2 separate regions of the Homo sapiens genome follow, and region 2 is linked to region 1. Evidence: chromatin loops called from intact Hi-C (ENCODE). Cell type or tissue: IMR-90. All regions are shown on one strand.

Evidence for each region. A loop is a pair of places that touch in the nucleus more often than their neighbours do. Peaks named below come from ENCODE experiments on the same cell type or tissue, not always from the same donor. Only the 100,000 strongest peaks of a DNase experiment are listed, where the experiment ranks them.
Region 2: a loop joins it to region 1, with 3 times the contacts of the local background. A loop is called at or near these places in 4 of 110 quality-filtered maps.

What each region holds. Positions count from the first base shown.
Region 1 is chr16:84,947,928-84,955,927 of GRCh38, reverse strand. No RefSeq gene overlaps it. Among named protein-coding and RNA genes, the nearest start is that of LINC02176, 24 kb to the right of the region's middle. RefSeq lists enhancers at 6,823-7,323, 7,324-7,824. In IMR-90, CTCF peaks have their summits at 3,526 (motif pointing right) and 4,797 (motif pointing left); DNase peaks (open chromatin) are centred at 3,077 and 3,527.
Region 2 is chr16:84,832,894-84,840,893 of GRCh38, reverse strand. CRISPLD2 (cysteine rich secretory protein LCCL domain containing 2) reads right to left here. Exons shown (of 15, transcript NM_031476.4): 2 at 2,159-2,472. The coding sequence starts at 2,398. Among named protein-coding and RNA genes, the nearest start is that of CRISPLD2, 17 kb to the right of the region's middle. RefSeq lists an enhancer at 4,154-4,722. In IMR-90, a CTCF peak has its summit at 4,353; DNase peaks (open chromatin) are centred at 763, 1,663, 2,693 and 4,503; H3K4me3 peaks cover 385 bases; H3K27ac peaks cover 4,776 bases.

The sequences.
Region 1 (8,000 bases):
CCAGCAAAGTGTGAGAAAGACTGAGCCAAGGAGCCATTACCTCCTGGCCTGGGGGTACCGTTGGGGACCCCTGGGCCATTCCACTTTCCCTGGCAGCTGTAGGCTTATTTCCCTTCCAAGGAATGGCTGCCCTGAGGTCAGCCAAGCCAGGTGGAACACAGAGCTTTAGGGCCAGGCCCTGACCTAAGCTCCCTGGGGAGGGAGCACCTTTGACTTTTGGAACGGGAGGGCAGGAAGGTTTGGCCTTGATTGGAGGGCTCTGGGGCACCTGCCAGGCTGCAGGTGTTGACACCTAGCAGCCGCCAGCCCGACCTGATCCCCAGTGCCCAGGCAGGGACCAGAGCGGCTCCCAGGTAGCTGGTGCTGCAGGGAACCTTGGGAGCTCTGCCAAACCAAACAACACATTTCCAGAGAGGTGTGCTGACTGGCCTGAGGTCACACAGCGATCAGACAGGGCCAACATGGGTGGCCGGGGCCCCAACCACATTCCTGCCAATTTGAGCTTCTTAGCCTTTTACCCACCAAGAGGGCACAGGGTGTGGGGGGTAAGTAGTTTTTTTGCCCATGGGAGCCCAGGGCTGATTTTATTTTGAGACAGTCTTGCTCTGTCACCCAGGCTGGAGTGCAGTGGCACCATCTCAGCTCACTGCAGCCTTGCCCTCCCCGGCTAAAGTGATTCTTCCACCTCAACACCCCAAGTAGCTGGGACCACAGGTGTGCACCACCCTACCTGGCTCATTTTTAAAAATTGTTTTTGTAGAGATGGGCTCTCGCTATGTTGCTCAGGCTGGTCTTGGACTCCTAGCCTCAAGCAGTCTTCCTGCCTTGGCCTCCCAAAGTGCTGGGATTACAGCATGAGCCCCACGCCCGGCCAGGGTTGATTTTATAATAGCTTTGTAGTGGCAATCAGGAAGAATCTGTCACCCAATTAGCAGCCAGAATGGAGCTGTGTCAGCAGATGTTTGGGAAAAGGGGCGAGAGGACTGACGTGGCCTGAACCCCTCCTCTGTGCCAGCACTTTCCGCACAGGCTGTCACCAAGTCCCAGCCTCTCCCCTGAGAGGCAGTTAGACACACACCTCACCTGTAGGCAGCCGGAGGTCCACGCAGCTTGGAGTCAGCCTGGAGTTCCCGTCCCTGCTCAGGTCCCCAAGGGGCGTCAGTTCATCTCAGAGAGCCTCAGTTTCCCCATCTGTGAACTGGGGATCACAGGCCCAGTCTCACAGGTGGTCACGAGGATTAGGAATCACATCCCAGGAACGGCCACATAGGAGCTCAAGAAAGATGACGGGTGGATTTTCGACGGGTTCTGTAACAAATGTCCACAGACTTAGCAGCTTAAAAACCTCATTTGTCATTTACGGTTCCACAGGTCAGAAACCCAGCCTCAGTCTCCCTGGGCTTGGGTCACGGTCAACAGGGCTGGTAACTTCTGGGGGTTCTGGGGGAGAATCTGTTTCCCTGCCTTTTCCAGCGTCCAGAGGTCACTGGCATCCCATGGCTCCTGGCCGCTTCGTCCACCTTCAGAGCCGGCAATGTTGCATCTCTGCTGCTGCTTCGGTAATCACAGCACCCTCGGAAAGGTTCTATCACGGCTCCCTCTGACCACAGCTCAGAAAGGTTCCACCACGGCTCCCTCCGACCGCAGCTCAGAAAGGTTCTCTGATTCTAAGGACTCGTGTGACTCGATTAGGTCCACCTGGATGACCCGGGTTACCCTCCCTATGGCAAGGTGCCCCTTGCCCCACCTGCAAAGTGCCTTTTGCCACGTCAGGTAACCTGCACAGGTTTGGGGAATTAGGGCGAGCTGAATCGCCGAGCTCATCGGGCCACAGGTGAGTTGAGTTGAATTCTGGAAAGCAAGGGAGGCCTGGGCTGGCCTCTGGCGGTTCTTTTTGGAAGAAGAAGATTCCACTAAAACCAGCTCATTCTAGGACCACTTCCCATCTTTCTGCTGTTTTTGACTCTTTTCAAAGAGGCCCTGTCTAGCCAAGGAGACTGGGTCACGTCTGCCAAACCTTTGCTTCAAAATAAACCCTACTAGGAAATTTCCATGGGACTGGGCCCTTTTCTTCCCCCACGGACCTGCTTGAAGTTCAAAACCTGGCGGGGCTTCTGTACAAAAGGGCACCGGTCATTACGCGGCCCTGAGAGCAGGTTTTCTGTTGTTGTTTGTGTGGGTTTTGTTTGCTTTCCCCGTCTCCATCTCTCCACCCGGTGGGGTCGTAGCAAGATGGTCACCTCTGTCACCTCCCCCAAGTCCCTCTTGCAGCCGCCTCCTTGCTGTTTGCCTTTCTGTCCCCAGGGCTGCATCTTGCACGTGTCCCCTGTCTGATTTCCACTGTGGTCAGGTCACGTGTGGCTCTGGGAATTCCAGGAAAGCCTGGCTTTCAAGACCACTGTCTCATCAAACACTTAAACCTTAAAAACCCTTATTTTGATGCTCAAAGCTGAGTGTGGATTCCTCTGTACCTGTTCTCTTCCCTGAGCAAGAAGCCTCATTTTCAGAGCCTGGTCGTGATAGGAGAAGAGGTGCTGGGGGCCCCCAAAAGAAACTTCCGGAGCTATTTCATAACATCCTTTGCCTGTAGACGTAAAGCCAGCAGCCAGCAAGTGGCAGTCCATTCATGGGACACAGCCCTCTCCAGGAATCACTAAGCTCATATTTGCTGCTCTGTGCTGGGGCTCTCTGGAAGGACAAAAGACACCAGCAATGTGGAAGGGAAATGGGGCTTTGGGATGGGAGGGGACTTGGTTTCCTGACCCTTTTGCACCGTGACACTGGACATGTGTCTGAGTGTCTTTTACTGAAGGAGGAAACATTCCTTCTCTTGCCTCTTTCCAGAAAAGGTCAGGTGGCTCAATTCATCCTGTCTGAAATGAAGAATGAAACAGTTGGTGGTGGTCTTTTGCTGGCAGGCTGTACTTTGGGAAGTCCCCAGGCCATGGCTGATAAGGGCCTGCGGCCTATGGTGCAGTCTCAAGCAGAGAGAGGCCACAGGCATGTGAGGGAGGCCCTGGCCTTGGGGCCCCCTTTGTCTGGCTGGTGGAGTTTATCTCCCTTCCCAGATGAGGCCAGGAGCTGTGGAGTCAGCTCCTGGCCTCTCTGCCCATTGGCTGGCTGTCTGCCTGGGGCCTGAGATTCACCAGCCCTGCACGAAGATTAAGGGGATCAGGATTCCATCCCCTCCCCTTGCTCAACCTCTGAAGTCAGGTCCCAGCCAGGCACCCATTGGAGAAAACCCAGGCTAGCCAGACCTTCTGCCGTCTGGGTCAGCTCCGTGTAGCGCTGGCCTGTCTGTCTGGTGTCTCCTGGAGAGCATGACTTGGTGGTGTGCCATCTCAAATGTCTCCCGCCAGCTGCAGACTTGGTTATTGCCTTTTGTGAGCGGTGTTCACCCAGCGTTAATGGAATGGGCATTCTCTGAAGGGCTGCAAGTAACACTTAGAACCAAGCCCAGGACTGGCCGGGCAGCAATGTCTGCAGCCTGGAGCTGCCCATGTATGTTAAGAGTGTCATTCCCTAAAAGGCCACCAGAGGGTGCTGCTCAGAGCCACATCGCGACAAACCCTCTATGGCTCCTTATGGCTCTCAGGATGAGGGCTGGGGCTCACAAGCCGGTGTACAAAGTTGTGAATGATCTGGCCGCTGACCTCTCCAGCTCCATCTTATTCTCCTCCGTGCTATGTGTTCCAGCCACGCTGGCTTCCTCACAGTTGCTGGAAAAGATTATTTCCTGCAGCCGCAGGTCTTTTGCACATGTTATGCCCACTTCTTTTTTTTTTTTTTTTTTTGAGACGGAGTTTCGCTCTTGTTGCCAGGCTGGAGCGCAGTGGTGCGATCTCGGCTCACTGCAACCTCCATCTCCCAGGTTCAAGTGATTCTCCTGCCTCAGCCTCCCAAGCAGCTGGGATTACAGGCGCCCGCCAGCACGCCCAGCTAATCTTTGTATTTCTAATAGAGATGGGGTTTCACCATGTTTTCCAGGCCAGTCTCGAGCTCCTGACCTCAGGTGATCCACCAGCCTTGTCCTCCCAAAGTGCTGGGATTACAGGCATGAGCCACCGTGCCCAGCTAATTTTTGTATTTCTAATAGAGATGGGGTTTCACCATGTTGTCCAGGCTGGCCTTGAACTCGTGACCTCAGGTGATCTGCCTGCCTCATCCTCCCAAAGTGCTGGGATTACAGGTGTGAGCCATTGTTCCCGGCCCCGCCCACTTCTTAGAAGGCTGTTCCACTCATCTTCACCCAGAGAAGTCCTAGTCACCCTTTAGGCCTTACCTGAAACACTGGTCCCAGAGTGAGGGGCCTTTCTAAACCCCTCCTTGAAGTCACTGGACCCTGCTCGACATGCTGGAGCCCAGCATTCTCCCTGCAGCAGGCGCCACCCATGCAGTGAAGTCATGAGTTCTGTCCTGGCTTGTCCACTGTCTGTCTTCACTGCTGGTTCCCTATGCCCTGTGCAGTGCCTGGCACCTAGGAGCTGCTCAGGAAGCTGTATTGCACTGGATGCTCACTGAACGCCACCTGGTATAGATATTAGTGCTGGGCACCAAATATTTCTGGTTGTCTCTCTTCTAGGCACCTGGTAGGATTAGACTTTCTGCCCCTTTTGAGGGGATGTGGCACGCATTGTCATTCTCCTACCTGTAGCCGGGAAGCATGTGAGCAGAAGAGACATGCGTCCCTGCCCAGGCTGGAGCATTTACTCACCAACGTGAGCGCCTCTGGCACGGCTGCTGGCAACCGTTGAGATGTGGCTACTCCCTGAGCTGGGGCCCCCTAGTGTCCATGATGAGCAGAACCCCCCGCTGGCCTCTGACACAGAGAATGAGCAAGGAACACATCCTTATTGTCTTCAGCCACTGGGATTTGGGGTTTGTTTGTCACAGCGGCACAATGTGGCCAGTCCTGACTGATACACCACCTGCTGCCCAAAGGCAGGAAAAGTGCAATCACCCTGGGGCCGAGCTGGCTTAGGGGGCCAAGATCTAGGAGTGCTTGAAGGTGGTCAGGAAGCAAAGGCTCTGTGGCAGCTGGGGGAAGGCTGGTGTGGCTGCAGCAGCAGGCGCTGGGAATGGGCCCAGACAGGTCACAGGGTCAGACCCTACTGGGCCCAGTAGATCATAAGGGTGTGGCTCTTTAGGTTCATACCATGCCTGGTCCAGCGCCCTCAGTTGGTGGAACTCATTGTTAAATAGCAATTAATAAATTGGCAATAGATTTATATAAATTTTTTAGAGATAGGGTCTTGCTCTGTTGTCCAGGCTGGAGTGCAGTGGAAAAATAATTTACTCCTAAGAAATTAATACAATTGATTTCATTTGTTATTTAATAATTTAATCAATGACTAAAAATTAATCAATTAAATAATAACTTGAGGTCTCAGAGAAGGGTTCTTTTTCCCCTTTCTTCATACACACGAAATATATTTTTCTACTTGGCCTGAAATTCCACCATTAGAGTAAAATTCCTCTGGCTTGTGAGGAATGGGTCCAGCTGAGGCAGGGGGTGAAGGGTGATGGGCACGGCACTCCAGAGGTTGTGCAGCTCGGTGGCCCTTAGGTGACATTTGAACAGAGACCAGGACAATGGGAGAGAGGGAGTCATGTGGGGCTCAGGAATGGTGTGCAGATGGAAGGAACAGCATGTACGAAGGCCTGAGGCAGGACATCCTTCTGTTTAGAGAACTAGGAGCCGATGCCAACCTGGAGGGAGAGGGAGAGGGCTAGGATAGCTGGGAAGATAATTACATGGCTGTGCAGAAAGCTGAAGGAGGTGTTAGTTGGATGTGGGAGTCAAAAGGAGTCCAGGCCACTTTCTCTTTTTATCAAACTGGAGAAACACACCTCCTTTCCATTTTAATGTCTCTGGAATCAGGATGCTCCTCACCTGCAGTGGCAGCTCATATTTGATGAAATACGGTAATTGCAAAGCCGGTTCAAGAAGCAAAGGTTTAGCCCTTGAGTGGAGCCCTTGAAGAGTTGCTGCTGTACTCATGGTTGGTGGCACCGAGAGAACATGGACCTTGATCACTCAGAGTTAAGGAGTGATTCAGAGAGTCAGACTCCAAAAGTGAAGAAGTTTAGGACATTCTGTAATCCACCCATTTCACTCGTGTTTCCTTTGTTTACGTGTGCCCGGAGTGTTCATAAGAATCTAAATAAGTCTCGCAGAGCTCTTTTGGCAAGTATCAAATACAAACTAAGGGATACGCAGGCCCCGCGGTGGAGGATTCGCGCTTCCTTTCTCAGAGGCACAGGTTGGTGGAGAGCCTCAGGACTCGGGCTTAGACCCTAGTTCTGCGACTTAGCACCTGTGTGACCTGATACCTGCTCCTCCCCTGTAGAAACATCAGAGAGAGGCACACCCCACCACACACACGGAGACACACGCAGAGATGCACCTGAGGCACACATGCACACATAAAACCACACAGACACGCACACACACACAGACAAAACCACACAGACAAGCACACACAGACACAGACAAAACCACAAACACACACAGACAAAACCACAGACATGTGCACACACACAGACAAAACCACACAGACACGCACAGACACAGACAAAACCACACACGCACACACAGACAAAAGCACACAGAGACACGTGCACACACACAGACAAAACCACACAGACACACACAGACACAGACACGCACACACACACAGACAAAACCACACAGAGACACGTGCACACACAGACAAAACCACACAGACATGCACACACACACACAGACAAAACCACACAGAGACACATGCACACACACAGACAAAACCACAGACACACACACACACAGACACAGACAAAAGCACACAGACACACACACACACACAGACAAAACCACACAGATTCACACATGCACACACAGACAAAACCACACAGAGACACACACAGACAAAACCACACAGACACAAGCACACACAGACCAAACCACACAGACACATGCACACACACGGAAAAAAACACACAGAGACACACACACAGACAAAACCACACAGGGACACACACACACAAAACTACACAGGAACACACACACACACACACATAGCCACAGCACCGCCTGGCACCTGGAGTCCTGGCCGGCACAAGGTCGGTGCTCAGTCAGTATCTGCTGAGTGACTGAGGAAGTCAGCACTGCCCCTCATGTGCCACAGTGGGAGGCACTGGGGGAGAGTCCCAACGCCTGTCTCAGGTGGGAGGCCCTAGAGGCGCAGCCCCAGGTGAGGACCTGCGTGCAGGCACCGTGGGAGTGCCCGGCCGGGCGGGCTTTGGGTGCAGAAGCAGGGCAGGCTAGGGACCGGAGGAAGCCTGGCCAGGGCCCCATTTCAGCCCCAGCCCAGCCCCAGCCTGATTCGTGGGCAGGCAAGCGGGAGGCAGTCTTCAGGCAAGGGAGCTGGGCCTCTGACCCCGCAGCCTCAGGCCGCAGAGTGACCCAGAGGGACTTTGGCCAGGTGTCTGCTGTAGCCTGAAGGCAGCCCCCGGAAGGGGTGTTTGCAGGTGCTGGCCACGGGAACGACAGCACCGAGAGATCCGTGGGGACCTCTGTGAGTTACCAGCGTTATCCACAACATACACGATGTACACGCTTTGGGGAAGGAAAAGCATCTTTTTTTTTTTTTAATTTTCTTTCTTTCTTTATTTTTTTGAGATGGGGTCTTGCTCTCTCGCCCAGGCTGGAGTGCAGTGGCATGATCATGGCTCACTGCAGCCTCGACCTCAGCAGCTCACGTAATCCTGCCACCTCAGTCCCCCGGGGAGCTGGGACCACAGGCAGTGTGCCATGGTGCCCAGCCAGGAGAAGCATCTTAACTTTATTCTGAATATGGAAAGAGAGGGAAATACCTGCTACCTCTGTTAGCATCGGGCATAGGAAGAACCCTGGGAGCCTCAGTTTCCCCCTTTGTAAATGGGTGCTGATGCCAGGGCCTGGCCTGCTGGGCCTGTGGAGCCTCAAATGGCCAGGACTGCACGAACATCCCCAGCGTCAT
Region 2 (8,000 bases), 120 kb after region 1:
TGGAAGGCAGAGAAGCAGAGCCTCCTACCCACACATTCAATAAATATGTATAGGCCGGGCACGGTGGTTCATGCCTGTAATCCCAGCACTGTCGGAGGCTGAGGTGGGTGGATCACTTGAGGTCAGGAGTTTGTGACCAGCCTGGCCAACATGGTGAAATCCCGTCTCTAATAAAAATACAAACATGGTGAAACCCCGTCTCTAATAAAAATACAAAAAATTAGCCTGGCGTGGTGGTGCAAGCCTGTAATCCCAGCTACTCAGGAGGCAGAGTCAGGAGAATTGCTTGAACCCAGGAGCCAGAGGTTGCAGTGAGCCGAGATGGCACCATTGCACCCCAGCCTGGACGACAGGGCAACACTCTGTCTCAAAAACAAACAAACAAACAGAAACAATAAATACGTATTAGCACCTTCTATGTGCAGGTTTTGGGGACAGACAGGGTGGCTTTGAATCCCAGCTTCACCATTTGTACATTTGTAGCTGTGTGGTTTGTACAAGTCCTTTAAAGATGAACCTCTCTGAGCCTCAGTTTTCTCTTCTGCAAATTGGTGCTAATACTTTCTATTTTCCAGGATTACTGTCAGGATTAAAGAGGACACAATTCACGTGGCACGTAATAGCCACTCAACCCTCATGCCACGACCCTCCATGGCAGCTTTGTGGGGGAGACACGGGTCATCACCCAGGCCAGCTCAGCCTGTGGCAAAGGAACGTGACCACAGCTTTAAAGACACAGATGAGACGGCAGCGTGTCTCTCAGAGCAATCACAGCAGGGGGCCATGGGTGCATTCCAAAGACATGATGATGCCTGTACCCACAAAGTGGCAAAGACTCAGACTCTGGGGGAGATGTGGATTTTTTTTTTTTTTTTGAGACAGGGTCTTGCTCTGTCACCCAGGCTGGAGTGCAGTGGTGCAATCTCAGCTCACTGCAGCCTTGACTTCCCAGGCTCAAGCGATCCTCCTTCCTCAGCTCCCACCCCCCACCTCCACCTCCACCTCAGTCCCACTGCAGCTGGGACTACAGGTGCGCACCACCATGCCCGGCTAACTTGGATTTTTTTGTAGAGACGGGGCTTTACCATGTTACCCAGGCTGGGACGTGGGTTTGTTTAAAAAGCCATTCATAGCTGACGGATGGCCAAGGTGGAGGCTCCCGGTTGGTGGACGAGGAGGGACCCTGGAAGACTGTGGTCCATTCCTCTGTAGTTCTGGAAAACCAGCCAGGAAGGAAGTTTCCACACTGGAGCTTGGGGTCAAGTAGCAGCATCGCCCAACCACACCTGGAACACCCATCACAATCACCCGGGAGGGTTGACCTTGGCTGTCTTCTGTCACCGTTAGCTCCTTTCCCGGTTAGCAAAGCCTAGGGGTTGGGGAGGCAGGGTCAGTCTGTGCCGGGCCCTTCACAGCCTCGACTTATCTCACAGTCATGGCAACCACGCGAGGAAGGACTCTCCAAGTGGAAAGTGAGGCTCACACGGGCTAAGGAGAAGTCAGGGTGGTGCAGCTAGCGTGTGGCACAGCTGAGATCAGCATCAGCAAAGCCCAGCCCTGGGCCCCTCCCCACTCTGCCTCCAGGTGGGAAAGGCTGAGAGCTGTGTTCCCAGTGGAGCTACCAAGAGTGACATGAAGGCAACGAGGCAGGCTCTGCACAGGGAACCCACGTGTGTTGTTTTGGCAGAATGTTAAGAACAGAGCCAGAGCCAGACAGGGTGACTCATGCCTATAATCCTAGCACTTTGAGAGGCTGAGGCAGGAGGATTGCTTGAGCCTAGGAGTTCAAGACCAGCCTGGGCAACGTAGCAAGACCCCCATCTCCACAAAATATTTAAAATCTAGCTGGGCACCATGGTGCATGCCTGTAGTTCCAGCTACTTGGGAGGCTGAAGCAGGATCGCTTAACCCCGGGAGTCTAAGGTTTCAGGGCATGACGATTGTGCCATTGCACTCCAGCGTCAGTGGCAGAGTGAGACCCTGTCTCAAAACAAACAAACAAAACAGAACAGAGCCGGGATCCTCCCCTGCCAGAGGAGACCCTGAGCCAGCCATCACACGCACTGGCTGGGGAACAGAGCTGGCTGGGGAACAGAGCAGGCTGGTGGCCCAGGCCCCACCCCCGGTGCCAGCCTCTGCGGCCGGAGCCGGCGCTCACCATGTACTCCATGTTGGAGGCCTGAGGCTGCACCTGGCCCCGAAGCTTGTTGTGCAGCATGAGGATCTCCTCCTTGTCCTCCCTGGGGATGGCTCTGCGGACCCGGGAGTGAGACTCGTTGTGCTGGTATTTGCTGAGCAGCTCCTCTAAGAGAGTGACGTTGGGCAGGAGGTAGCCTTGGGATCCGCAGACCAGGAACAGCAGCCCCAAGGGGATGACACCACCCAGGACGCAGCTCATGGCTCCACTCCTGCAGCAACTATGGGACTCACGGGGCAGCCTGGGCTCCTCGGGCAGAGCTGGGCGCTTGAGCTCTGAAAGGAAGCAGAGGGTGGTGGGAGAAGTCGCATTAGTAGGAGCCGGTCACAGCGCTGGCTGGAGCAGCGAACGCAGCACACACGACTCTCTCCATTTTACAGATGCGGAAACTGAGGCCCACAGAAGCTAAACAAGCAAGGTCCCACAGACAGGAAGTGGTGGAGCTGGGATTTACGCCAAGGGTTTCCAGCGAGGCAAGCTGTCAGGATTCCAAAGAGGATAACCTAGAACAGTTCTTCCTGGACTCAAGTTTTCCTTGAGCGAGTCCCTGCATTTTCTAATTATGAGTCAGCATCTCTTATTCATTCAGGACTCAGGTGAATCTCAGGCACAAATTAGCTTCTATCACCTGCCCCAAGGGGATTGCTAAAGTCATTTCCCATCACCAAAGGATGCTCCGTGGACCAACGTTGAGAGCAAACTTCTAGTCCCTGTGAAGTCAGACTCAGTTTACCAATAGTGGTTGACATATGGCTCCTCTTATCACGGCCCTCGCCCCGGGCCCCACCCGCACATCTGTTGCACACTAAGACACAGCTGCCCAGAACCACGTCCAGCCAAGGCCTCAGCCTTTTGTTCCCTCAGAAAACCCTTCATCAGCACCTACACAGGCCGGTCGTTTATGTTATTCTCAATCACCATGGCAACCCAGGAGGTCAGGCTGTTCTCATCCCCATTTTACAGATAAGAAACCTGTGGCTGGCCGGGGGCGGTGGCTCACGCCTGTAATCCCAGCACTTTGGGAGGCCGAGGCGGGCGGATCACAAGGTCAGGAGATCGAGACCATCCTGGCTAACACGATGAAACCCTGTCTCTACTAAAAAATACAAAAAATTACCCGGGCGTGGTGTCACGCGCCTGTAGTCCCAGCTACTTGGGAGGCTGAGGCGGGAGAATGGCGTGAACCCGGGAGGCGGAGCTTGCAGTGAGCCGAGATTGCGCCACTGCACACTAGCCTGGGCGACAGAGCGAGACTCCGTCTCAGAAAAAAAAAAAAAAAAAGCAAGCTATGGCTTAGTGTGGTGACAAGACAAGCCCAGGGCCGGCCTCCTGGTAAGCAGAGATGCTGAAATTCGAAATGATGATTACAAAGACCCAGAGTTTTCCAGCAAGCTACCTTGACTCCTCTGTCCCTGGGGGCCAACTACCTCCCCTCCATTATAGGGTCACGAACCACAGACCTCCTCCTCCTGGCTTGCCATCTGAAAAATGTATGTCATTGGCCCAAGAAGACAAGGAAGGGCTTGAACGAGTGCGTCCACGCACACCCCTCCTCTCTGCTTTCCTCGCAGGGGAGAGTCGGGGCCACCCAGTCACCTCCATCAAGCGCCTTATTTTGTGCTGGACTCCGAGATGGAGACTGGGGATGCGAAGATGAAGAGGACTCTGTCCCTGGCCTCAAGGAGCTCAGTTAGGTCGGGGAGATGGAGGAGGAAACCCGCAGTCCCCACATAGCAGGACAAGGCTGACTCTAAAGACAGTGCCAGGCCCTCGAGGGCCGGAAGAAGCAGCTCTGTCTGGAGGGTTGGGTGGTGGCCGTGCCTCAGGCTGACCCGTCGGAACTCCACGGGGCTCAGTTCTTCACATGAGTCCTCCCTGGTCTTCACCCCCATAGCACCAACCAGGTGTTTACCAGTCAAGTTGGCTGGGACAGTGGCAGTGCAAGGTGGGCATCCTCGGGTGGGGCCGGGGTGGGGAGATGTAGATCAAGGCCTGGAGGGGATAGAGGCCAAGACGGGCATCCCAGGAAGCAGAAACGTTGGCAACAGGCGACAGAGGCTGAGCCAAAGAGCTATGGGAATGCTGTGGTTCCCATTCCCGACCCCTGGAAACTCTCCAGGGTCCTGACTGAGCCTGCGCCTCAGACAAAAATAACCCCATGCGGAGAGGAGAGGCTTGGCTTGCTTTGTAGCAGGGCAGACGGGCTGCCCTCCTCCAAAGCCGAGCCCGGGGCTGCGTGGGGAGGACCTCTGCGTGCTTACTCGTCCCACTGGGAAGCAGACCAAGAATGCAGAACTTCTCAGGATCCCTGATCTCTCTCTCTCAGGTTAGTCACACCACCATATATGAGCATTTCCAGCTGCAGGCGGCCAGGCTCAAAGAAGAGATGCCAGAAAACTCTGACGCTGGGTTGAGGTTGAGAGTGCGGTAATCGGCGTCACGGGGTGTCCTCCTGGTGTCATGACGATGCTCCGCTGATTTGCATGTACATAATGAGATATCTTGGGGATAAGACCCAATCTAAACACAAAATTTGTTGATGTTTGAGATACACCTTATACATGTAGCCTGAAGGTAATTTCATCCAACATGTTAAAATAATTTTGTGCATGGAACAAAGTTTTCACTATGTTTTGACTGCAACCCATCACATGAGGTCAGGTGTGGAATTTTCCACACGTGGCTTCAGGGCAGTGCTCAAAAAGTTTTGGATTTTGAAGCATTTCGGATTTTGGATTGTCAGATCAGGGAGGGCCAACCTGTGCTTAACAAAATAAAACAAAATGCCAAAGTGAGAAAACAGGAGGAGTCAAATGCTGTTTTTAAATGAGTCCTCTGGCACGTCCTCCTGAGCCAGCGTGAGCTATCCCAGGAGATCTGACTGGCCGCCTTTGTTCTGAATGTTAAAGGGACTTCCACAGCTTAGAGGCTGGTCCTTCTCTAAGGATTCCAAAGAGAAGTTATGAAGTCTCAGGTGGAGCTTTAGAGTTGGGAGAACCACGGGGTTTAGTGAAACCTCCACATTGGAAGACAACAGAAGGAAAAGGGGAGAGGAATGGGAGGGTTTCTCCAAGTGCCCTCATGTGCACCACAAAAGCCACCAGCCTGGGAGACACAGGCCTGCCATGCTGGGTGGTGTGCCAGTACTGTTGGGTCTGAAAGTGGTTGGGTTTGACTTCAGCCCAGAGGGCCTGGGGGTGGGTCGGAGGGTCCCTGCTTGGGAGGGGATGAGGCTCCTCCAGATCTGGATGGCTCCTACTACATTTGGGCCGCAGGAGAACACAGCAGATTTTGAGCAGAAAAGTAACCATAGGCCGGGCATGGTGGCCCACACCTGTAATCCCAGCACTTTGGGAGGCCGAGGCAGGTGGATCACCTGAGAAGTTCGACACCAGCCTGGCCAACACGGAGAAACCCCGTCTCTACTAAAAATACAAAATCAGTTGGGCGTGGTGGCGCCTGCCTGTAATCCCAGCTACTTGGCAGGCCGAGGCAGGAGAATTGCTTGAACCTGGGAGGTGGAGGTTGCAGTGAGCCGAGATCATGCCATTGCACTCTAGCCTGGGAGACAAGAGCAAAACTTCACCTCAAAAAAATTAAAAAAAGAAAAGTAACCATAAAAGGGCCAGCACCTCATTCCAGTTTGTACCCCCAGAGCCCAGTGCTGGGTGCACAGGAACAAGCACACAGCTATGGGTTTGAGCTGGTTTTCCCCAAACTCACACACTGGAGCCCTAATGTCCAGGACCTCCAAATGCAATGTATTTGGAGACGGGGCCTTTGCGGAGGTGATTAAGGTAATGTGAGGCCATGAGGTTGGGCCCTAACCAAGCTGACTGGTGTCCTTACTAGAAGAGTTTAGGACCGAGACACGCAGAGGACGACCACATGAGGACACAGGGAGAAGACGCCGTCTGCCAGCCACAGAGAGAGACCCCAGAAGAAACCAGCCCCGCCAGCACCTTGATCTTAGACTTCTGGCCTCCAGAACTGTGGGAATCTAAATTCCTATTGTTGAAGCTTGTGGTACTTTGCTGTAGCCGGCTTAACAGACCAACACACATCAGATAACACATGGCTGGACAGGACTGTTTCCAAATATGCCCCTGGCTATTGTAAAGAGGAGACACGAAGGAGGCAGACAGGCACGTTAGGAGGCCAGGCCAGGGTCCTGGCTGGAACCTGGTTGGTGCCATCTGCCAAAGCCACAAACCAATTGGCCGAGGCCCAGTTCACAGGGGCAGTGCCCGGCAGCCCTGGCCCACACTGCCCATTCTACCCTCACTTCTGAGACAGCTCAGTCGGAACCGGGACCGAAGCACTTCCACCCCTTTTCCATTGACAATGAAAACACACAAACTCTTTCCAAATGGGATGGACCTCCAAGTGGTCCCGGGCTTGCCAACATCAAGAAGGGGCTCACGCCAGCAACCCTCAGGGCGAAGGGGGCCGCCGGGGAAGACCTGCCCTGCGCCCGTCGTGGTGTGAGCGCCTGACCTCCGTGATCTCCTCTCACCCTCCTGACTTTCCAGAGTCTGGGCTCCATCACTCCCACTCTACAGATGAGGAGGCTGAAGTCCATGGAATTTAAGGAACCTGCCCAGGGCGAGCAGCAAGTCTGGAGCCGGAACGCAGCTCTTCTAACCTCGAGGCCCAGGTATGCCCTTGGCTTAGTGCCCTGCTGCCTCCCACGGAGTGGGCTTCCCTCTGGATGTGAAAATCCCAAGCACCCCCACCAACCCATGCAGGGGGAAGGGGGCTCCCAAACCAAACAACCGAATCTTGCCCTAAAGTTCTCTTCCACCCTCTTCTGCCTCCTGGGAAGGCTGCTGGGCTGGGGGAGTCAGGGCACGGGCCTCCCGGGTCACGTGGTGCCTCTGTTGATGAGAAGGCACCAACGTGTCACCCCCATGGGAGACGACGGAGACCCTCGCATCATGGTGACGTTCCACCAACACAAACACGCCCCCCCACCACCATCGGTGCTGCCCACTCGCCTTTGACCCAGATATGATGAGCTGATCTCTGACCTCTGACCTCTGGCAGATGGATGCCCCCTGCAGAGTGCCCTCCTAGCGTCCTGGAAGAGCTCACGCTTTGGTGGCTGCCCCGAGTGCACTTCGGTACCCAGGGTGTGAGGCTCCCACTCTAACTCTGCTCTTCTACCCCTGATGCTCCCAGGCAGGGCCGGGTGCATGCGCCACTCCTAGAGAGATGCCCCTGCATCCTGTCCACTCAGCCACTCATTGATAATGAAATATCACTAGGGACCGCGGGACAACACAGCAGAAATGCTCTCTAGAAGATTTTGTTCTCTTTTGCCAGAGTTGCAAAACTGAGCCCATAAGACCACAAGTAAGATAACGGCTCCGAGACCTCATGAAAACACACCAGATTTCAGCACACAGCAGAGGCTGGGAGGGGAACGGACAGAGCTTTCAGGTCCCAGGGTCAATGGTGAGACCCACAGCTGGCGAATCAAAGCGACGGGAGCCACACTTCTCCCGCGCTGCCCAGAGCTTTGAGATGCATTTGGACTCTAGCAGGGAGGCAGCTGTTTTCAGCCCCATTTTACAGAAAGTGCAACTGAGTCCAGGAGACTGGCATTTAGGAGACTGTGTGGCTAGTTTAAAGTGAAACCAAGACTTGAACTCAAACTTGCCAAAAGTTTGGAGGACTTTCAACACAGCTTGTTTGCACTATGAGCTCTCCAACCGCACCCCTCTACCCTGGCCGAGGCTTTGTGGACATTTAGGGGATCACCAAACCATGTGTCCAAGTTTAGCGAGGGGTCTCCCTGATG